Regions from separate parts of the Mus musculus genome. Here all the other regions are linked to region 2. The links are chromatin loops, found by intact Hi-C in ENCODE. Cell type or tissue: heart. All regions are shown on one strand. Links, peaks and the distances in the headings refer to the core of each region. The heading gives the core; the rest is flanking DNA.

Region 1 (5,843 bases), core at 331-5,330, 87 kb after region 2:
TCACAGCCCCTGAAAACGTGGTGCCAAGGTGACCCTGATTAGGCTTGTTTTCAGGAGGAGTCAAAACCAAAAGGCAGAGCCTTATTATTACATTCTCCCACCCAGTTGGGGACATGTGACTCAGGGTTCCCTGTTCAGTGCATATCCATGGATGGCCACAGAAAGATCACAAGTAGATTTGGGGATGCAGATCAATGTTAGAAAGTAAAAATCAGAATCCACAAATGGTGAGGACTGACTTTTTGCCTGTCATCCATCCAACCACCTGCTCATCCACACATCTATCTGCTCATCCATCTCTCCATTCATCCATCCCTCCATCCAGCCACATGTCTATCCATCTACCTATCTATCCATCTATCCATTCGCCTATGTATTCCCACTTCCATCCATCTATCCATCTATTCCATCCATCCATCCATCCATTATCTATCTATCTATCTATCTATCTATCTATCTATCTATCTATCTATCTATCTATCTATCCTCTATGTGCATATAATATGTATGTGTATGCATAAACTTGTCTCTACACGTACAGAGTTCAACAACACAAACTGTTGATCCACCACGTTCTTTAGCTTAATTCAAGAAGTTCCTTTTATGTAACCCTGTAAAGAATTGTCTCTTTTTAACAGCTAATAGAGTTCTAGACGGGTCCATGTGTGTATCCCCTGTTGTTGTGTGACTCAAAATAACACACATTTGCTTCATAGTCTGTGCATTGGGAGACCTGTTATAGCAAACCTGGCTCTGTGGAGCTGTACCAAAGCTGAGCCAAGCCCTGATGGGTCCTTTGAGCAGATCTCTTTCCTGCTCACATAGCTATTGAGACATTTAAGACCGAGTGCCTCAATTTTTCTTCGGCTGTGGAGCCTCGTCTTCCTCAGGCAACCCTATCTATGCACAGCTTGTGAGGTGCAGCTTCTTCTACAACAGGGGGAGCGCTCCCAAGACATCAGCATCCCTGCGGCAGCTGCTGCAGTACTGACCCTTGCTACGGGGCATGGCCCACCACACTATAAAGCTGCACATGATGAGCCCAGGGGCAGGGTCTGCGGCAATCTGTCACAGTCACTAGGCAACATCACTTTTGCTTTTGTATACACTGCATGCTGAGCCTCAGAGGCGTTCTGCACTGAGAACTGATTCTAGAAACAAGACTCAGAGGTCCCCTGTGGTGGGACAACCCATGGCTATCTCTGGTGTTGTCCTTGGGAGTGAAGATGTGGGATATTTAACACACAGCCTCTAAGGTTCCTGTTTGCAAAGACGCATCTTGTCCAGCTCAGGGTGGGGCCACCCAGAGGTGAGGAAGACCAACAGATAATGCATATACTCAACATGTTTACAAGGTGAGAGACAGTTGTCAGCTAAACAAGGAATAGTGTTAATGAGACTGCTGCGTCAGCAAACAAGGAAGGGGACAGCCAGGGAGGAGAATAAAAGCCAAGGGCTCAGCACCTCACATACACACACACTCACACACATTCACTCAACATACACTCACCCTTCTCCTGCCAACCTTGCCATGGCCGCCTCCACTATGTCTGTCTGTTCTGACACTCGAACCAACTCCTCCTGGCAGGTGGATGACTGCCCAGAGAGCTGCTGTGAGCCCTGCTGCTGTGCCCCCAGCTGCTGCCAGTCCAGCTGCTGTGTCCCCAGCTGCTGCCAGTCCAGCTGCTGTGTCCCCAGCTGCTGCCAGCCCAGCTGCTGTGCCCCATCCCCCTGCCTGACCCTCGTCTGCACCCCAGTGAGCTGTGTATCCAGCCCCTGCTGCCAATCTTCCTGCTGCACACCCTCATGCTGCCAGCAGTCTAGCTGCCAGCCAGCTTGCTGCACATGCTCCCCCTGCCAGCAGCCCTGCTGTGTGACCCTTTGCTGCAAGCCTGTCTGCTGCACACCCATCTGCTCTGGACCATGCTGCCAGCAGTCTAGCTGCCAATCCTCATGCTGTCAATCCCCCTGCTGTGTGCCTGTCTGCTGCAAGCCTGTGTGCTGCACACCCATCTGCTCTGGCTCCTCCTCCTGCTGCCAGCCCTCCTGCTGTGCTCCTGTGTGCTGCAAGCCCTGCTCCAGCCTGTCCCTGCTGTGTCGCCCTGTGTGCAGACCTGCCTGCTGTGTGCCCACCTCTTCCTGTTGTGCCTCCTCCTGCCAGCCCAGCTGCTGTGGCCCAACCTCCTCTGTGTCCCTGCTGTGCCGCCCTGCCTGCTGCAGACAGGCCAGCTGTGGACAGAAGTCCAGCTGCTGATTCTATCCCCGGATGCGTGCTGGAGAGTCAGAGATCACAGAAGAATGTACCCACCAAATGTACTCACCATGGCTGACCATGGCAGTGCCCTCCTCTGCCCCTGCCTCTCCAGGTCAAATGATCTCACCTCGTTGTGACCATCCCTCCTTTGAATACACTTGAGCCTTCTGAGCAATAAAGATGCAAACTGAACCTGTGTAGACTCTCATGGTCCTCATTGGTATCTCATAATTCCTCCTTTGCACAGCAATCCGCTGTCCTTTGGAGACCATTTGTGCTCATTCAGGAAACAGCGCCCCCTGTCATCGCGCTTGGTAACTGCACCTCCTCTATATAATGCCAATCAAACCTGAGCAGGCCCTTATGTGCTCCCTGCTTCCCACAGAAGCTCAGGTGACACTTCTTCAGGTGCCTGCCAAGTGCTGCCTCAGCTCCCCTGTGGTCTGCCACTGTCCCATGTTTAGCAGTGTGAGAGTGTGTGCTAGCACCTGGAATCAGGTCTGGCCATGTGTCTGTGAGCAGACCTCTCCCTGCCCTTGGGTCTAAATGCAGAGACCTTCAATGTGTGGGAGGATTTGGGCTGTAATTGAAGGGCAAACACACTGGCTGGACACACAGGCCAGGCACACTGGGAAGTCTGTGATGTCTTTACCATCCTAGAATCTTGTTTTGGATGAGACCATGTTGGCATCCCGGGATGGTCCTGACTCTACTTCAGCAACCATCAGGTGAACTCAGCTTGCAGAGGGTGAAGGCAGGGAGTGATGCTCCTATTTCAAGTTCTTGTTCTAGGATAGGCAGGTGTCTTGGCAGCAGCTGTTCATGTGCCTGGTACTAGTCACAAGCTCAGGGTGTGGCTCACAGTGCCTGGAACCAGGATTAAAACAGCTCCTGATTCCGGTCTATGGGAAACGCTTTGGCCTGCCCTGACTGTGGGGAAAGGATACCACCCCAGTCGGGGTGCTAATACAACTGTTGAAGTCCACATAAGCAGGAAGAGGTCGGTGTAGACACAAGCAACCCTGCCCCATCCTGACATGTCACATCATGGTGTAGCCATTGGGGGGCGGCCTGAGGCCTGAGAGTATGAAAAGTTTCACACTGAGTGAAACTTTCTCTTTAGTTCTTTATTCAACGGAGGCTACTGTCTAGTTTCCTGGACATTCAGCAGCAGCACAGGGGACAGTGCCTGGTATGGGCTGAGGTCCCTAGAGGCCTGTGCTCTGCCTGTACCCTGGGAGATGGCAGAGTCTGTAGAGATGGCTTGGTTAGAGATGTGTAACCATTCAAGGTCTTTGACATAGTGTCATGGTTTGAATATGTTTGGCCCAGGAGTGGCACTATTAATAGGTGTGGCCTTGTTGGAGTAGGTGTGTCACTGTGGGCGTGGGCTTTAAGATCCTTACTCTAGCTGCCTGGAAGTCAGTATTTTGCTAGCAGCCTTCAGATGAAGATGTAGAACTCACAGCTCCTCTTGCACCATGCCTGTCTAGATGCTGTCATGTTCCTGCCTTGATGATAACGGGTTGAACCTTGGAACTGTAAGCCAGCCCCAATTAAATGTTGTCCTTATAAGAGTTGCCTTGGTCATGGTGTCTGTTCACAGAAGTAAAACCTTAACTAAGACAGACAATGTGGCTGGATGGCAGTGGTTCCATCTCTTTCCTTCCAAACATGATATTAACGGTCTTCTCCACTTTCTGTTCTTGTCATGACAAGGCTCCTGTCCACAGGCCCAAAGCCACAGGCTAGCCCACCATGGACTGACACCTCCGCAACCATGAACCTAAAGGAACTAGTGATCTCAAATATCATTTATATTGATGGAAAGCCACCTCATTCAATGAGGCCATATCTATCTTCCCTTCTACCCTGCAATGTCCTGAGGTCATATCTCACCTCCCCCCCTCCATTATGACTGTGATGGCTACCAGACATAGGCTGGGGGCAGAGGCACTGGCCTGGGGACTCCCCATTGCTGTACCACTAGATAAGTGATGTCACACTGCCTTGCCCTGACTGAGCCTCACCCAGACTCAGCTCTGACCTGGAGGTCAGTCATCAAGTCAAACACTTACCTGGCTCTTATTTTATTCAATACAACTATCTAACAAATAAGACAATAGACTCATCCCATTTTCTCAGTGAGAGTCACTTGCTGGACAGGGTTCAGCACCTGACCCGTCCAGCAGGTCCAGTTATTCGAGGATCTCGAGGGGACCTCCTCCTAATAACCAAATGGGGGGTAGAGAGAGACGAGGGTCTTGTACGAGTAACGACACGGAAACCGTTCTGAAGTTGTATCAAGACCCCAAAATGTATTAGCCAGGCCCAAGGTTTAAATACACAAGCAAAAGGGGAAGTGCCTTTCAGCAGGAAGGATGGGGCAGTAGAATTGCACAAGGAAACCGGGAAGTACAGATACTTATCAGCGGGAGGGATGGGGCAATACAAGCAAAAGGAGAAGTATTTATCAGTGGGAGGGGGGCAATAGAATTGCACATTCTTAGGCAGTTACACGGGGAAGCAGGAACTTGGTGGTGTCAGGGTGTGGTCAGGAGAGCGGTGATGACCCAGGGCTGGAACATCCCGTGGTTCTCGGAATCCATGTGTCGGTGGCCCGCTTTTGACCCCCTTTTCTTCTCAGGGGGAGAGGCCCAATTCAGAGATCAAGAGTTGTCTTAATAGCTCCCAACAAGCACCAGGACTGGAGACCCAGTCAGGAGACTGCCCCACATGGTAATCCAATGAGCTCCACCAAGGGGCTCTAATCAGGATTTGAATATCCTTTGCAGGCCTGTGTGGACAGAGCTGGTGATGTTTCTCTAGGACCTCAGAGCCCTGAGGCTGGGGCTGGTGCATCTTGTGTCTGCCCTGGATCTGCTGTCAGGCTTCCTTCTGGGGCGATGCTGGCTGCACAGGGCAAGCCTGAGCAGTGGTGGGTCAGGCCAGGTAGTAGCAGGTCAGAGAAGGATTCTGTGGAGTCACAGAGGGAAGTGTGGTTGGGACTGGAAGATATCCTGTCCTCAAGCACAAGCAATGGATTCACTGTAGCCTTGCATACTCTCTCATCCTGGAAGCTAGAAATATGCAGGGCCACTGCGCACACACTACACATACACACTGCACATACGCAGTGCCACCACACAGTTCCCTCACACACTGCATACTGCCCACACACCCTGTACACACCCTGCACACACACACTGCACATACACTGCCCACACACACCGCATATACACACTGCACATATACACTGCACACACACACCACACGCACACTGTACACACTCTGTACACACTGCAATACACTCCGCATATGCACACTGCACATACACACTGCACACACACACCACATGCACACTGTACACATACTGTACACACTGTAATACACTGCACACACTGTACACACTATATACACACATTGCATATACACACTGCACATATACTGCCCATACACACTGCACACATGAATACCACACACACACACACACACACACACACACACAGTGCACACACACTGCACAACCTGCTAGGAGGACCGTGAACCTGTAGGAAGGAAACACTTAGTTAGCCCACATCATCTGTGC
Region 2 (5,843 bases), core at 319-5,318:
CTTTACAAAGGCTCAGCACAAAGTTCCAGAAAGCCTCTAAGGTTGCAGGGCTGGACTCCCCAGGTCTACTGAAAAGTTGTTCTGTGAAGTTGTCGAGGTGAAACCTAACCTTCAGTAGAGATTCCGGGGTGTGGAAGATGTACGGACTCCGCGTTATCCACCAACAAGAGCTCCAGACACAGAGTGGAACCTGCCCAGAGAGAGAGGCTCCATGCAATGCAAAACGCAGAGGCTGAGGGACGGGAGGGCCCCAAGTTGTTGGAGCCCAGATGTGTCCATTGTGAGCCCCAGATGTCAGATACTGAGCTTCAGGATTTGGTGTTTGCTCTTTTTGCCCTAGACCTTCTCCAGGAACTCGGAGGAGATGTAATTAGCCACAGAGCTGAGGGTAAACAAAAGCAGAAACATATACAACAGCTAAGCTAGCACTGGAGACAGAGCAGGAAGCAAACAAGAAGCCCAGCAGCGTTCTGGGTGGTTGAGTCAATGTGGCAGGTATAAAGGATGCCCCGGGAAGGAGTCCCAGACATCCCCAACCTTCTCCAGACTGTCAACCTCCACCATGTGTCACACCAGCTGCTCCTCAGGCTGCCAGCCATCCTGCTGTGTGTCCAGCCCCTGCCAGCCATCCTGCTGTGTGTCCAGCCCCTGCCAGCCATCCTGCTGTGTGTCTAGCCCCTGCCAGTCAGCATGCTGCAGGCCTGCTATATGCATTCCTGTTAGATACCAGGTAGCCTGCTGTGTGCCTGTGAGCTGCAGGCCCACTGTGTGCATGGCCCCCTCCTGCCAGTCCTCTGTGTGTGTGCCTGTGAGCTGCCGGCCAGTCTGTGTGACCTCCTCCTGCCAGTCATCTGGAGGCTGCCAGCCCTCCTGCCCTACCCTGGTCTGCAGGCCTGTTACCTGCAGTAACCCCTCCTGCTGCTGACCAGTGTCTCCAAACCACCTGCCTCCATTGAAGATGGATACTTTGTCCTATCCAATCCTATTCTTGACCATGGATTCAGCAAGAGGCAGATGCAAAACATGCCCACTGCACCCTGGAACTGGGGAGAGAATACAAAAGAATGAACCAGATCCCGTACCCTGGCCTTCTTTGAAGGATGTGCTGGATGCCGGGTTCTTCTCTAAATAACCCATGTGCCAAATAAAGCAGCTTTTGAAGTCAGCCTCCCGTGTCTGTCCTGCTTCCCGACTCTCTTGGTGAGCAGAAGGGACTCAGGACCAGTGCTTTCTGTGATCCAGCCTCACATGGCTGAGGAGATGGAGCAGGGTGGGGGACATGGTCTGGTGAAGTAGGCAGGTCCCTGCTGTAGCCCTGGAGAATGTGGCCCCTGCCAGAGACTCACTGTCTCTCGTGGTGCCATCCTCCTGTCTCAGTCTGCCTGCAGTAGTGGGTACTCAGTTCGTCTCTGGTCTCTCAGTTTTCTCTCTGGTGCCATCTTGTCATGCTGAGTCCTGGTGCCTTTTTCCCACAGGGCACTTCCCAAGTGTTTGAATCTTAGTTACACAACGTGATTGGCCCTGTCACACTTTCCCTTCAGAGGTTCACACATGCCCATCTTTAATTGACAGGTGATCAACTATGACGTAGCAAACACACATCATTTGCAACTTAGAAGCCAGAGAGCATAGTTACATTCTGCTGACTTCCTGGGGCAGTGGCTGCTGCCGTCACGTGACCATTGCTCGTCTGCCAATGAGGAGAGTTGTGTCTGTGCTCCGTGTGCCTCAGACGTGTACTTTGGAGGTCAAGTCTTCCTCAATGGCATCTAAGCTGGGGGTTATTTCCTCTGTGCAGCGTTGGTGACAGTCACCCATTTCCCATATGCACCCTTAATTGTGTTCTCATAGAGAGTGTGGTGGGAAGTTCTCGGGCAGGCTCCCAGGGATGTGCATGCGTTTGGCTGGCAGGGTCTGCTGTGCCTGTGGCTCTGTCCTGCCCCTTCCCTCCCACAGTTCTCACGGCTGCCTGCCCTGAATTATGGTGCTGTTTCTATTATGTTGCAGACTGGTGATGAGAAGCAAGCAGGAAAAAAAAATGATCTAAGAATCAGTAGCCAAGATGGTCTGTAACCAGTGTGTCATTTAAATTGGGGCTTTATACAACTGAGCCAGAACTGGGGCAGATATTAGGGGCTCACTGTCCTGAAGGTGCACACACAGTTACACATACTATCTCTCCAATGCACATACCTATCCCTTCAACAAACACATGTGGTTACATAGAAACTGGATGCCCACAGCCTCATGCACACAAACATGTGCATAGGGGCAGCTATACTTATGCCCACTCCCAACCTCTCGCTTACATACATGCACTTCTATAACACATGTGTGTACTCACAAATTGTCCTCATACTTGAGAACAGTGTCCCTGAGTCTTCATACCGTATACACTCACACATATTGGTATCAGTAGTGAGGGTTTTGGTTTCTCCTCTTTCTTCTTCTTCTTCTCCTCCTCCCCCACCCCCTTCTTTTTCTAGATTTATTTATTTGTTATTTATTTGAGTACACTGTAGTTGTTATCAGACACGCCAGAAGAGGGCATCAGATCCCATGCAGATGGCTGTGAGCCACCATGTGGTTGCTGGGAATTGAACTCATGCCTTCTGGAAGAGCAAGCAGTGCTCTTAACTGCTGAGCCATCTCTCCAGCGAGTTTTGGTTTCTTTAAAAACACAGTTTTATATGAATACGTTTGTGTTTTGATCCCAGGTGTGGGATATGCAGGTGCTGTACTTTGTCCACAGCTGTTAACTATGATTGTCTCATGCTCTTGGGGGTGGGGAGCATGATTTTTGCCAGCTGCTGGTAATCCACAGCTGTTAACTATGATAGTTTCGTGCTCTGGTGAAGGTGGGTTGCATGATTTTTGCCAGCTGCAGATAGTTTAATCCTGGGCACTCTGCAGTGGGCATTAGCTGCTGTTTCCCCACTGCTCTTCTGTTTGCTATTGCTGGATTGCTGGATATTCTGATGATTAGGCCCGCCGTAAGGAACCAGGCAACCCTAACCAGCAGGAAGTAGTCTATAGAGGTCTATGCCCCCTTTCCTCTCGAACCTTCTTTCTCTCCTACCAAGTGTTGGGGGGCTGGAAGGGATTAGGGTGAAATAAGGCCCAGAAGGGAGGTAGAGGTATAAGAACCCAATAAAATAATAAACACACCAACAGGCATCTGCTCTCCCCACCCCACCCCCCAGCAGGTGAACCTGATTCAGACATGAGAGGTTCAGGGCCCCTGAGACCTGCCTCTGCCCAGCTCAGTGTACAGGGTAGAGCCCTCATCCCCTGGCCTTCTTCTTCCCCACCAAGAACCCTCAGGCCTCTTCCATATTGTGCCAAGATAGAAGTACTCCCCAAAGGACAGCTTCAAGGGAACAGAATAAAGCAGAAAGGGAGTGTAGTTTTTCAGAGCAAGGAAAGGAAGACAAAGGAACAGCCGGCATGGCCTGCAAGGGTCTGAGTAGTGACTGTGGAACTTGAGGGCATGATCTGGATGGTGAGGAGCCAGCAGGGGGCGCTATGGCAGATGGACTGCCATAGCAGTTGTACCATGGTGGGGTTGGCTACGAGGCTGTCAAGGCTAGGTGGATGAACACTCCTCTGCCTTCCCCTTCACTTCTAAACACTTCACTGTCCCATTAGGATGGGGTCTAAGAATGTCACTAAGTGACAGACTTATCTTTATTTATGTAGCTTGGGCCGACTAGCTCATATAATCTAATTAACCCACTTGTTCTCATCTATGTTCTGCCATGTGGCTGTTCCTTCCTCCATATCTGGCTTGTGAATCTCCCAGCTCTGATTTTTTTTCTTTCTAAAGATATTCAGACTCTAAAGAGTACAGTGTGGCTGTACAGACGGTTGTGAGCCATCATGTGGTTGCTGGGAGTTGAACTCAGGACCTCTCTGCTCCGGCCCAAAGGTTTATTTATTGTTATATGTAAGTACACATTTTTATTTATTGTTATATGTAAGAACTCAGGACCTCTCTGCTTGTTCCAGCCCAAAGATTTATCTATTGTTATATGTAAGTACAAGTTTTTATTTATTGTTATATGTAAGAACTCAGGACCTCTCTGCTTGTTCCGGCCCAAAGATTTATTTATTGTTATATGTAAGTACACATTTTTATTTATTGTTATATGTAAGTACACTGTAGTCATCTTCAGACACACCAGAAGAGGGTGTCAGATCTCATTACGGATGAGTTGTGAGCCACCATGGGATTTGAACTCAGGACCTTCGGAAGAGCAGTCAGTGCTCTTAACCACTGAGCTATCTCTCCAGCCCCCTAGCTCTGACTCTTTCCTAGTTCCTGTCTCTACCCGGATATTCAGCCTTTCCTCTCCTGCTTTGCTATAGGCTGTTTAGCTCTCTATTAAACCAATCAGAAGGTGATGGAGAGGATGTTTACGAAACACTGAGACCGGCGATAGTTCATACAAATAACAATATCAACGTTCAGCCTGCACTCAGATCTCTGCAGGCTCAGAGATACAGCCTTCATCCAGTGCACAAAACATTTTCTCAACACAAAAAAATGCCCATTACTTAGACTTATTAAGGTCCTGCGTTCTGTCTGGGCTCTGTCACGAGTACTCAGCTCTGTTTTTGGAGCACCAGGCAGTGCAAGCCAACCTGTGGACAAGGAGCTAATGAAAGTTTGTTATAAAACAGATAAATTAGCCTGATGTTAGCATAAAAGATTTGAAGCAAACATTAAAAAAAAAAATCTGTCTTTTACCTGGAGAGTCTAATCTATTTATGTTTATTGTAACTGCTGATGTATTTGAAGTTACTTCAGATTTCCTTTGCTCTGTCTTTCTGCACTCCCTTCCAAAAAACTACATTTGTGTGTGTGTGTGTGTGTGTGTGTGTGTGTGTGTGTATGTATGTATGTATGTATGTGTATGCATGTTTGTATCTGTGCACATGTATTGTGTATGTGCTGGTGGGTATGTATAGCTATGTGTGTGCACAAGTGTGTATGTGTGTATATACACATGCTACATGTGCTTAGGTCAGAGCACAACTTAAAGGAGTTGGGTCTTGTCTACCATGCGAGTCCTAGGGTTTGAACTCAGGTTGTCAGGCTTGGTGGCAAGCTCTTTTCTTCAACAAGCCATCCTGCCTGCCCCCTATACATCCTGCACAATCCTTTCCACCTGAATTTATATTGATGCCATCTTTTTCTAATTTCAATTTCTGCCTTGGGGCAGAATCTCATGAGCTTTCATTCCTCCTGATGAGCTGTAAGATTTCAGCTGGAGCCTTTGTGTGATCTGGGCCAATGATCTCCGTTCTGATAGAGAAGATCAGGTGGCCTCTTCCACTCACCTGCAGTATTTGTCTAGGGCTCTAACTTGACCTATCTGGTGCCAACTTCTGAAGCTGTGTTCTTTTGGCTCTTGAAATCTTCCTCTTGACATCTTCACAGATGTCTGTTGAGTTTCCTTTGGTGTATCTGTCACTGGCAGAGGCCCCTTCTCTTTCCTGAAGGAAATGAGAGTTGCTGAGAGCACAGACTATGTCCTGTGAGCTATACATGATTCCAGAAGTTCTACTTATGCCTGCTCCTGCTGCTGCCCCCTCTGTCCACGTCCTCTTGGTGCAAGTATGCCCCTGACTGCTGTGAGCACCCTCCTCTCCAGAGTGTTCTTAACTTTCACAGAGCCCTTTCTACAGCTCCCTCAGGTGGCTCCATTTCTCTCTTTGTAGCATCCTTGGCCTGAAACCCTTTCTGATGGTGTGTGTCGGCTGACAGTGACGTGCCAGGCTCTATCATGTCATTTTTGAAGGATACCTTCAGTTCCACAGGCTTCTCCTTCAGGAGTTAG
Region 3 (5,843 bases), core at 516-5,515, 99 kb before region 2:
GCAGCCATCTTTCTTGTTTTTTTTTTTTTTGTTTGTTTGTTTTTTTTTTTTTAAAGATTTATTTTATTAATATATGTAAGTACACTGTAGCTGTCCTCAGACACTCCAGAAGAGGGAGTCAGATCTTGTTGGGGATGGTTGTGAGCCACCATGTGGTTGCTGGGATTTGAACTCTGGACCTTCGGAAGAGCAGTCGGGTGCTCTTACCCACTGAGCCATCTCACCAGCCCTCTTTCTTGTTTTTACCAGTCAAGGCTTCTAGAAATGGAATCACCAAATTCGAGAACAGTTTATAGTTTGTTTGTGAGATGGCTATTTAAGCTACCTTTAAGAAAAATAGTTTTTAAAAAAATCACCACTTAAAGGGAATGGTTTTTGAAAGCTTCGGATATGTTTAGTAATTGTTTCTCTTCTGGAACTTGTGTTTATCACTGAATGTGGAAGTGTGTGGTTTTATGATTGTTAACCAGTGCACATTGTCCTGAAGACTGCCTGCTGTTGATTGCAGTTCCTCCCTGACCAGCAGGGGTCACTGCTGGATAGCAAAGTGACTGGGATGGCACAGGCTGTGTTGAGCCTGGGTCTCCATTGCTGGTCTCTAGATGCAGGCTTGAAGGAAGAGTATTCAGGGACAGTCTAAAGGGGACTCCCACAGAGCATACAGCTTGGCTGCATTTTGCCCTCGGTGCCCCTTGTTCACAGCACCAGGCCTCTTCCCCACCCCTACATTTCAGCAGGTCAGAATCTATCTGCCTCCTTTGTTGAGTGTTAGATTCTGACGACTGAGAATGTACAGGCTCTGCAGACTGCTCTGTTGTTGTTTTGTTTTTTGTTTTTTGTTTTTTTTCGAGACAGGGTTTCTCTGTATAGCCCTGGCTGTCCTGGAACTCACTTTGTAGACCAGGCTGTCCTTGAACTCAGAAATCCGCCTGCCTCTACCTCCCGAGTGCTGGGATTAAAGGCGTGCGCCACCATGCCTGGCCCGACTGCTCTGTTCTTTATCCAGTCTGTTCCTGTGAGGAGCTCCAGAGGGACACTGTAGAGCTAGCTGTGTTGCCAGTGTGTGCCCGTAGCCTTCATGGTACCTGATGTCCGCCTCCTTGCCTCTTTGAAGTGTACACACATCTATCTGTACCAGGGCTCTTACCCTTCTGTCTGTCTGGCTCTTTTCAAAAATCTTTTTTTTTAAAGGTTTTTTTATTATTTGTAAGTACACTATAGCTGTCTTCAGACACTTTTTCTTCTGGCTCAGGCCCTGCTCGCTCACTGTAGCTGTCTTCAGATACCCCAGAAGAGGGCATCAGATCTCATTACAGATGGCTGTGAGCCACCATATGGTTGCTGGGATTTGAACTCAGGACCTCTGGAAGAGTAGCCGGTGCTCTTAACCGCTGAGTCATCTCTCCAGCCCTCTTCAAAAATCTTAATTGCCACATCTCTCCAGCCCCTGGTTCACTTTCTCCCACCAATATTCTTATTTATGTTAATTATTGTGTGTGCTGGGGGTGTGGAAGTGCTCACACCATGGCACTCATGTGGGAACTGTGTTCTCTCTTCCATTGTGTGCGCATGCACTGGGCATCAGACTCAGGCCATCCCCTGCTGGACCTCTCCGTAGTCACGCCCTCTGTTGTGTGTCTTTCAACTTACTCTTCTTTCCTTTTTTTTGGGTTAATGGCCAAAAGCCCCTTAGATGGTCTGGCGTTGTTTTCCTTTGCAGGTTTCCCCACAGTATAGCTGTCCCAGCCCTTTGGTAATGGATTGAGTGAGTGCACACACACAGTTGAGAGTCGGCATGGACTTAGAGGTTCATGCTGTGGGACTTCTGGCCCCTTCCAGGGCCTGCTGTAGTTCCCTGTGCTGAATGCATCCACAACAGGATGTGCTGTCGATGTTGGACGTTCCTTCCCACCCCCACCCCTTTTTGTCTTTTCACTTTGCCCTCTCCACAGCTTACTAGGTATAATCTACTGCAAGGGGCAGCAAGGTGGGCAGTGGCAAGTACTCCCTGCCCTGATTTTTCTGTGAAATCAAAGGTAACCTCATTCATCTAGTATGTTCCTGTTAGAGCATGCATGTCTCTCTGTGGCCGCGTGTTCTCTCTTGAGAGTTTGCACTGTGCAAGACTCATGCTCTAAGTGCTCGTGTGTGGAAACTAGTTCAGGGATGGATGGATGGATGCTGACCTCAGCAACTTTGACCAGCTCACCATTTCCTATTGGCTTTCAGTTTCTTTGAATGATCTGTTTCCAATCTCTGTATCTGGTCCTTTTGCCTTAATCTTACTTGGCAGAGATTTATTAATGTTTTGGTTTTTCAGAGACCATCATTTGGCTCTGTAGGTCTTTTGTGTCCTTGGCAGATTGCATTCTGCCCTGGTTTCCTTACTGTGTTCTGACTTGTCCTAACGTGGCTGTTCCTTCTCCTTCCATTTGCCATTTTTCCAAATGTGTCCACAGGCTGTGTTCATTTGTTGGTCATTACCACACAGTGTTGGATATGAGTGACTTTATGAAACAGAACTGTTCATTTGGGCACAGTGGTGCGCACACAGACATTTCTCATTTGGGAGGCAGAGGCCAGAGGTAGCTGCAAGTTTGAGGCCAGCCTGGGGCATAATGAGTTTCGGCCAGGCCAGGCTTTATATAGTGATACTCAGTTGCTGTTTATTTGTTTTTGTTTTGTTTTTTTTTTTTTAATCTCACATTTTTGGATTTCAAAGTACAAGAGCAGGGTCAGTGGGAGAGCAGCGGGTGGCCCACATTGTGGTTTGAGTGCAGGGTCGCACATGAGGGTGTGATCACACCTGGAGCAGGAAACCAGAGAGTAGTTACCACCAATTGTGGTGTCACACACCCAGTGTCACACACTTTGTCATGCCCCCACCTCTCACAAAGGTTGTGTTTTTCCCCACCCCCACTCCTGCTACCCTGCTTTTGAACCTTGACTCTTAGGGACACACCCCAGACCAGAACCTGACATAGGTAAAAGTCATGCTGCCAAGAGTTGACATGCCACCTGGTGGCAGAGCTAGACACTGGTCTTCAGCAGGTGACCTTAAGTGGCTGTGATGCTGTAGTGGGCTCATCTGCCATTGTCTGAGCTTGTGCTGGGTGGTGGCACAATCAATCGCTGACCTAGAGAGTGGATCTGATTATGTCAGTCTCCCTGCAGCCTGAGCTTGGCCTCTCATCCTTCTGCCCTGTCACATTCAGAGAGGTTTGTGCCAATTCTTAAAATGTTAGGAAATGCCATTTAATTAAAGAATACCCCACTTTAGATCTCTGAGCCTTTGTCAGAGATGCTGGCAGGAGCACTCTGAGAGGCAGTCTGCCGCCTTTATTTCCACTTCTTACTGGTGTAAAGGGCTGCTCAGAGCCATATTGGTTTCAGGCCTGGGCACTTATCTGGGGACCAAGAGGCACCCTTTTGGAAGAAGTGTCCCCTGTAATCTGTAGTTTATATGATTCATGGAAGGAAGTGCTTTGCTAAGTGACAATGTAGCACACATTCTGTTTGGTAATGGCTATGTTCTTTCCCTTTATAGAATTAACCCTGAATCCTCCAGAAGGAATCGTGGCAGGTAAGGGGCTTGGGTAATTTCATTATGGTGTCCTTCCAGTTGCCAAAGCTGTCTTCTAATTAGGATGTGTTTTTTTCTTCCCTGCAGGCCCCATGAATGAAGAGAATTTTTTTGAATGGGAGGCATTGATCATGTGAGTTACTTTTGTGAATTACGGTGTGTCCGTTCCCCCCCCACCCCCCCGCCATGCTTTACTAGAAACTAGACATAAGAATCTCTAAATGTTGAACTCTGAACTTGAGTGGGCTCAAGTGGGCCTTGTAGCTTTCAGCTGTTCCTGGGCAGAAGCCAGGCGAACATGGATTCAAAGGAGATGATAGCAGTTCCTTAGAACCAATAGCCAATTTAGTTGTGAATATTAGCTTTACATAGCTTCAAAATGATATTTAAAATTTTTTTTTATTTAGTTTTTTTTTTTTCTCAAGACAGGGTTTCTCTGTGTAGCCCTGGCTGTCCTGGAACTCACTCTATAGACCAGGCTGGCCTTGAACCTGCTTCTGCCTCCCAAGTGCTGGGATTTAAGGTGTGCACCAGCAGCACCCATCCCAGATGGTGATGTAGTCTGTGGGGCCTTACTTGCCCCTTGGTTTCACATCATGGACAACACAGCAGGTGTCTCTGTGTCCCCAGCTGTGGGGTCTCTCCCCACCAGAGTGGCTGCCAGTGTGCTTTGATCCAGTGCAGTCACGACACTGTCTCCCTGGAGAGTGGCACGTCCCAGGGGATTCTGTCCCCATGACAGTCTCCCTTCAGGCTTAAGTCTGGGTGTCTAGAAGGTCTGATTAGCTGGAAGTTGGGGTTCCTATGACTCCATCATTGAAGCAGCTCCCTGAAACACTTGACTCACACCTGCAGTTTCTTCTGGAGTGCTTTTGGTTTGTTTTTTGAAGTATCTGTGTGAGTATGTGTGTTTTGCCTACATGCGTGTCCATGTACCATATGTGTGCCTGGTGCCTGTGAAGGTTAAAGAGGGTGTCAGGGTCTCTGGAATTGGAGTTAGAAACAGTTGTGAGCTGCCTGATGTGGGTGCTTGGAATTGAACCTGGGTCTTCTATAAGAGCAGCAGGTGGGCTGGTGAGATGGCTCAGTGGGTTAGAGCACCCGACTGCTCTTCCGAAGGTCCAGAGTTCAAATCCCAGCAACCACATGGTGGCTCACAACCATCCGTAACAAGATCTGACCCCCTCTTCTGAGTGTCTGAAGACAGCTACAATGTACTTACATATAATAAATAAATAAATAAATAAATAATTTAAAAAAAAAAAAAAAAAAAAGAGCAGCAGGTGCTCTTGACTGCTGAGCCATCTCTCTGGCCCTTCTAAAGGGCTTTCGAATAGTACAGATATGCAGTGAAGAGATCCTGGGCAAGGCCTGTGTACTTTGTAGCACATGGTGGATTCTTGTTCATCTTCCTGTGAGCTGCCATGTGCTGCTGTCCAGAGGCTTCAACCCCACCCTCTAGTACCACTCTCTTCTTTCTCTGATGCCTGTTCACAGTATGTGTGACTGACAGCCTGCATGGGAGCTCAGCTGGCCTGTCTGCTTAACCTTCTTGGCCTCCCCTTGTACATTATTTTATCAAGGTCGTGAGCCCAGACCCTTCAGGATGGAGGATGGTCTTAGCACCTATCACGGAGAAAGTTAAGTCAGAGAATTTCTTTATGACCCAATTTGACTGGTCTGTCTAAATGCTGAAGGCCCAACCCAGAAGAACAGCTTAGAAACCAGGAAGCTAGACAGAGAAACATATGTGTATGTTTATATGTGTGTGTGTGTGTGTGTGTGTGTGTCTCATAATATGTCCTTGCCATGGTGGATGAGCCTTAGATAGTGTGTGTGGCTTTCCTAGTAGGAAAAGGGCCCTCAAAGCGGCAGGTGAGCCCTCGGACCTACAGGAGCAGCAGCATTACACCTGAAGAGCCAAGGCTTTTGTTTCTTCTTCTCCCCTCCCCTCCTCTGCTTCTTATTTCCTGTTTGCTTTCTCTTGCATGCAGGTCCTGCATTGCTCTTGGTCCTGAGTGAGCTTATGGCTCCTAGCCCCAATGTAGATGCTGTGATATTTAACTTCTTAGAGTCACTTTGCTTGGAAATAGAAACCTGGGTTTAGGATGTTCGCTGATCAGACTCGGCCTGCTAAACTTTCTTCTTTCTACCTTAGATGCACAAGAAAATGAAGTTAGGTTAGTCTGAGGAAAGTGCATTCTATAATCAGTTTCTTGTTAGTGAATGCAAGTTTCAATTGGCTGTAGTGTTTCAGGTT
Region 4 (5,843 bases), core at 519-5,518, 150 kb after region 2:
ACCAGGCTATGTGTCAGCAATAGATAGCTCGTGTAGCACACACAGGCCTTGGGTTCAAACCTTGGCTCTGAAAAAAAAATCACTCCACCACCAAGTAGAAAGCACACAGACCAGTCACGCAGCCTCAGAACCAGCTCTGGGCACCACGCAGGTGGGAATTTGCTTCTGAGGTTACTAAAGACTTTGATCTTGCAGCTGCCAGTGTTCTGTGGTTTGGGAGGCGTCAGTAAGGTTTGTGGGAGCAGGGCAGAGACATCAGCAGCTACCTGGTTCGCAGGAGTAGGTAATGACCTCATCAGATATGATGTCAGAATAACACTGAGTGAGTCCTGAAGGTCAGGACTGTTGCTCGCAGATACTTGCATGTGCAAGAGTGTGTGTTGCATGAACACATGTCCCCAGCATGACCACCCTTGGGGCCTGGCCATAAGGATGCCTCGCTGCCTTAGTTTCCTGGTCTGTGACATAGGTATGGTCAGAAAGCATCCCTCTCAGGCCACCAGCACTTGGGCGGCCCTTGGATGCTTCTGCTCTGGGCTATGTAAAGACCACAGCATACCCGTGACTTCTGCATTTACCCAGACAGAAACTGGCCCTGACCTTTGCTGGTTGAGAAGGCACCAGATATGGGGGAGACCTCTGTGGTCAGGCAAGAGCACATAGGGGGTCATCGGGAGTTGGTTAGGTAGTGCGCTGTGCACAGGGACCTCAGGAGTGCATCTCCTGGCAACCTTGGGTGCCTACTTGGCCTGAGTGCCCACTGTGAGGGGCCTCTGATTGACTGTCCTCCCTGGCAGCTGAGGCAGCCCTGGCTGTGAATTCTCCTTCCCTCCTCTCCTGGCACTCCTAGACCACAAAAACATCCTCATTCTCTCCATCCCCCCAGCCCCATCAAAGCCAGGCCCAGTCTTTTTTGCCCGGCTACTAATCCATTGATGGCAGCCTTTGTATCCTACCCACCCTAATGGGAGCTGTGGGATGCCAGGTGTTCCTGGCAGCAGCTCCTGGAAGTGCCATTATCCTGCCAAGGTACTCTGGTGGCACACACCCAAATGCTTGGACAGCAGGCAGCTCTCTGGGGGGAATTCCTCTAAGAGAGAGGGAAGGCATTCTAGCCCAGAGGGTATCTGACTGTCTGGGCTCCAGCACCAGGAGCAATCTAAGCTACAGCGCCCGATCTAGCCTGTGGCTGCCCTTTCACCTTTGAGTGGGAGGGGCTTGTAGTGGGGGTAGTGAGAACTTGGGGCCTGGAGGGGGTGGTCTGGTAGCTGGCCCTGGGAATCCTTGCAGCCAGTGACTAGTTAGCTGTGAGCCAGCCACCTGGCCAGCTAAGGGTTCCGAGATTGAGTTGACTGGGTCCCTGCAGGTCTCCACCAGTCCCTGTCAGACACTCCCAAGGAACCATGGACAACGTGAATCTTAGATAAATGAAAAGAAATTTTTTATAGGATTATATCCCAACTATTGTGAGGGATAAAGGGAGAATAGAATATCATTTCTCAAGTACTTGATATTGGGGGTTACCCACATTTTCTAAGTCAGCACCCTGGCCCTGGCCCACCTGGCTCAAAGAGAGGACAGGAGCTTGAGCTGCCTCTGAGCCCCACCTACCTGAGCACACAGCAGGCTTTGTGTCTCTCTTAGGGACACAGCAGGCTCTCCAAGAGGTGACTGAAGCCCCTGACCCAGCACCTGCCCAGTGGGGTGAGCCTCACATACCCCATGAGGAAGGACTCCTGACATACATTAGCTTCTGCCCTTTCTGTGCCCCAAAGCTGTCTCTGTCTCCCCATGGGCTCTCCATAGTGGCTTCCTTCACCTCTGCTCCCCACATGCTCCTGGTGTCCCTTTAGTTTTGCTTTCCTGAAACCCTTTCCGGCCTTCCCACCCACTGACTCCCTCTTCTTCCCCTACACTTCGGCCACTCTTCTGCACTGCCAAAGCTCCACCCCCAGCTCTGGGCTTCTGAGTGGCAGGAAAGACACTTAGCTGCTCCCTGGGGCTGGCCTGGCCCCAGCAGGAAGGTGACACCTCTCACACAGGTCCAGGAGAGCCTCCTGCTACCTTGGGGTGGCACAGAACAGCCATGACCAGGACTTCCTGTGCAACCTTCAGGCCCCATTACTGCAGGTGAGCAGACAGCAAGCAGTTCAGAGCTGAAAAGGAAGCCTTGGTGATCCTGAGGGAGATGCATACTGCATGGGTGTGTATATACATTCACACAGGCACCTGCCTATACACATGTTCAGACACACACTTTCAGGTGTGCGCATACATTTGTGTCTGTGCACACAGACATTGTGTATGTGTCATACACGTGTGTGGACATATTCCTGTGTATGTGCACACACAGATTCCTGTGCATATACATACATGTACACATGTGCTGTGAGCATGAGAGTGCACCTGTGTGTTTGTGAGTGTGTATGCCTGCAGGGATGTAACATGTATGTCATCGGCAGGGACTATTTTCTCAGCACTTAACTTACAAGAAACAATATGGTGGCATTCAGGGCACTACCTGTGTTCTGCCCTGCTTGGGTGGGGGTCTGGCAGTCTGAAGGTGCTGCGGGTTAACTGGAGTAGTCCTGGGACTGGTCCCAACAGTTGGACACAGCCCTGTGAGAAGGTAGGCTGATCCAGAAAGTCTCCGCCCTGCCCCAGGCTTTGTGACCCAGGGCTCCTGGACCTCTTGTCCTCCAGAGTCTCATCCCTCAGGTGAATCTTATGCCTCGCAGGCGTCTCAAGCTCATTCTGGATCAGTCTCCCAGCTGCCTCCTCTTTGGATTCCCAGCTGGTTCTTGCCCCACTACCTGGGCAGCTGAGCTCAGCGGGTATTGGCGCCCTCTGTTGTCTGTGGAGAGAATGCTGTTACGTTCTGCTGGCCTGCCAGACTGTGAACATCCAAGGAATAAGGCCTCTTGGGTAGTGTGCAGACAAGGAGTTAACTGACCTATACTGAGGGCAGGTTTAATAATAATAATAATAATAATAATAACAATAATAATAATAATAACCTCCAGAGGAAGGCTGTGAAGATGATTCAGTAGGTAAAGTGCTTATCTACCAATTGGTCCCTAGAACCCTGGTTAAAAAGTTAGGAGTAAGCAGGCCAGCGGTGGCGCGTGCCTTTCATCCCAGCACTGGGAGGCAGAGGCAGAGGGATCTCTGAGTTTGAGGACATCCTGGTCTGCAGAGTGAGTTCCAGGACAGCCAGGGCTACATAGAGAAACCCTGTCTTGAAAACAATAACAACAACAGTTAGGCATGTAGTAAGTAAACAAATGCTTGTAATCTTAAATTCTAGAGAGACAGAGAAGAGCGATCTCTGGGGCTGACCGATAGCTTAATTGATGAACCCCAAGTCCTACAGAGAGATCCTCTCTCAGAAAATAACAAAGCAAATGGTTACTGGGTGATACTACTTGAGGTCGACCTCTGACCTCCACACACACGTGCACACATATGTATGTATACCTGCACATATGAACACACACATGGAAATCCCAGAGCCATTTCCTACACTGGCTGTGCAAGATGCCCTTCAAGCAGGAGACTTCTCTGCTCAGTTGAAGCAAGGGCATGTGACTGACTTGTCTGGAGCACAATCTACAGCATGGCTCACTCTGTACCCAGCTAGGACAACCTGGATCAGCCCCAGGATAGCCTGCCTTGCTCAGAGAAGCAGCTGCTGGCTGTGTGGCTTGAACATTCCTGTCCTGGGTTCAGGTCCCCATTGTTCACTGAGAATCCCAACAGATGCTGGCCCAAGGTGTTATCCTGAGACATAGGGGAATCACCTAATGAACATTCCAGCAGGAATCAACTGTACCCAAATGCAGGGTTCACCCCTGTCCCCATAGGACTTGTGTCACTGGCTAGTAGACATGATGATTCCTTATAGCAGTTGCATGTGCTGTTTTCACCCTCAGAGGAGAGTTGAGCTTCTAACAATTAGCTGTTGGTCCCATTGGCCTCTGGAAGTTAGGTTCTAGCTTTTGCTTTGCTGTGTCTATATTCTGCTTTTAGTTCCAAGCCTGAGTTCTGTGCCCTCCACCTTCCTCGCTCCTGGGCAGCCTTTCTGTTGAGGCCCTGAGACCATACGGTGGCAGCCTCGGCTCTCAGATGGACAGTAGTTCCTGATCTAGCTCTTCCTCTTGCCACAGGCTCCACCCCTCACCTCCACAAGGCAGCTTCTTCTCTTTGTGTAGCTCAGGGCAGAAGATATAGACTTGAGCAGGAGCTAAGACTGCAGAGCCCCTGGCTGTGGCTTGGGGTTCCTGACCACTGGTAGAGCACTATCCTCAACCTTAGACCCCCATACAGGCTAGCATGTTCCTCCCTATGTCCTGGCCTCCTGTCCCTCTGTCTTCTTAGGTAGTCACATACTTACTAGGGCTTTCCTAGTGACATTCCCTCTTGCTCAGGGCCTCCTCCTGGACCAGGATTGTGAATGTCTCCAGCCCACTCCTTCCACCACCTCACACCTCATGGGACTGAGTGACCTTTGGAGCAAACAGGCAGAGGAACTCTGTTTTGGAGTCTTGGTAAAAGGATGGCAGCCAGGTGGCTTCGGTGGAAGAGCTGGCTCTAGGTCACCGGGCATAGTGGTGATGATATTAGTGGCTTGGGATGGGAGCCATCCTCACCGGGCCTCCTCCACCGCTTTTCATTTGCTCCAGACATTCGGCGCCGCAGACTGGGAGGTCTTCCACATTGGCGAGAGGATCTTCCTTGCAGTGGCAAACAGTCACAGCTACGATGTGCAGATGCAGGCACAAAATGACTCCTATGTCCTCAGCTCTGTTATCTACGAGCTGAACATCACCGCTCAGACCTTTGTCAAGTTCCAGGACATCCCCACCTGCAGGTACCAACCAGGTGGTTGCAAGGGCAGAGTGAGTTGATGGGTGGGTGACACAGGAAAGGCCTGCCGGGGTCATCCCCAACTTCCTCCCAGGACACTTATCCAGAGCAGGTAGACATGATAATGAGGACCATCGCTGTGGCTGGCCCTGTATCTGTGGCTGCTTTCTTCTTTCAAGAAAAGCCTAGGGGCTGGAGAGATGGCTCAGGAGTTAAGAGGACTGACTGCTCTTCCGAAGGTCCTGAGTTCAAATCCCAGCAACCAAATGGTGGCTCACAACCATCCATAATAAGACCTGACACCCTCTTCTGGTGTGTCTGAAGACAGCTACAGTGTACTTACATATAATAAATAAATAAATAAATAAATCTTTTTTTTAAAAGAGAGAAAAGTCTAGCGATGTGAGTTCCCCAAGAGAAGGCCCAGCACCTCCACAAGGAGAAATGGTTTGTCTGTCATGACACACGCATGAGCATCAGGGAGGTCCAGGACCTCAGACAGGTGTCCCCTCCCACCATGCGCTGCTAGATCCTGACCCACCTGCTCTGCAGGGCCACCACCTCAGCACTGAGAAGGCAGAGTTGTCCCCGCCCTCGTGGCGTTCCTCTGGGAGGACTCTCACTACCTCTAAGAAAACCTCAGCTGCAGCTACACTGTCCCGACAGTGACAGCCGAGTCACAGGGTTGAGCTTCAGGCTAGACCCAGTGTGGTTACCAATCTAGAATGCAGCAGGAACTGGGCTCTTTATTCCTTAAGAGCTATTAGAGATATTCGCCACCCCTCCTGAGTGCCAGGTACTCCTCAGCCTGAGAGAGAAAATACTGAGGGAATTTAGACTCTTCCAAGAAAAGACTCTAAGGCCAACAGTCAAGTAAATGTAAGGTTGATAGCTGTCGCATCACAGGTCACACAGGTACTGTGTGTTCATGGGGATGCACGGCTATAAAGATGCAAGGGGGATCATGGCAAGGCAGC

What was found. A loop is a pair of places that touch in the nucleus more often than their neighbours do. Peaks named below come from ENCODE experiments on the same cell type or tissue, not always from the same donor. Only the 100,000 strongest peaks of a DNase experiment are listed, where the experiment ranks them.
Region 1: a loop joins it to region 2, with 6 times the contacts of the local background. A loop is called at or near these places in 2 of 42 quality-filtered maps.
Region 3: a loop joins it to region 2, with 2.8 times the contacts of the local background. A loop is called at or near these places in 2 of 42 quality-filtered maps.
Region 4: it touches region 2 in a loop (12-fold over the local background); 9 of 42 quality-filtered maps call a loop at or near these places.

What each region holds. Positions count from the first base shown.
Region 1 is chr10:77,813,151-77,818,993 of GRCm38, forward strand. All of the region lies in intron 1 of Tspear (thrombospondin type laminin G domain and EAR repeats), which reads left to right. Gm2696 (predicted gene 2696) reads left to right here and starts at 1,472. Exons shown (of 1, transcript NM_001205009.2): 1 at 1,472-2,254. The coding sequence starts at 1,532. The coding sequence ends at 2,254. In heart, for the core only: a CTCF peak has its summit at 2,557; no DNase peak of the experiment used is centred there; H3K27me3 peaks cover 600 bases.
Region 2 is chr10:77,725,924-77,731,766 of GRCm38, forward strand. The region is part of intron 1 of Tspear (thrombospondin type laminin G domain and EAR repeats); the gene reads left to right. It overlaps Gm10100 (predicted gene 10100), which reads left to right and starts at 529. Exons shown (of 1, transcript NM_001205033.2): 1 at 529-925. The coding sequence starts at 563. The coding sequence ends at 925. In heart, for the core only: CTCF peaks have their summits at 2,556 (motif pointing right) and 3,510 (motif pointing right); no DNase peak of the experiment used is centred there.
Region 3 is chr10:77,627,179-77,633,021 of GRCm38, forward strand. It overlaps Ube2g2 (ubiquitin-conjugating enzyme E2G 2), which reads left to right. Exons shown (of 6, transcript NM_019803.3): 2 at 3,548-3,583; 3 at 3,671-3,716. Among named protein-coding and RNA genes, the nearest start is that of Ube2g2, 7.8 kb to the left of the region's middle. In heart, for the core only: a CTCF peak has its summit at 3,018; a DNase peak (open chromatin) is centred at 533.
Region 4 is chr10:77,876,380-77,882,222 of GRCm38, forward strand. Tspear (thrombospondin type laminin G domain and EAR repeats) reads left to right here. Exons shown (of 12, transcript NM_001287074.1): 10 at 4,683-4,870. Among named protein-coding and RNA genes, the nearest start is that of 1700009J07Rik, 14 kb to the right of the region's middle. In heart, for the core only: a CTCF peak has its summit at 2,846 (motif pointing left); no DNase peak of the experiment used is centred there.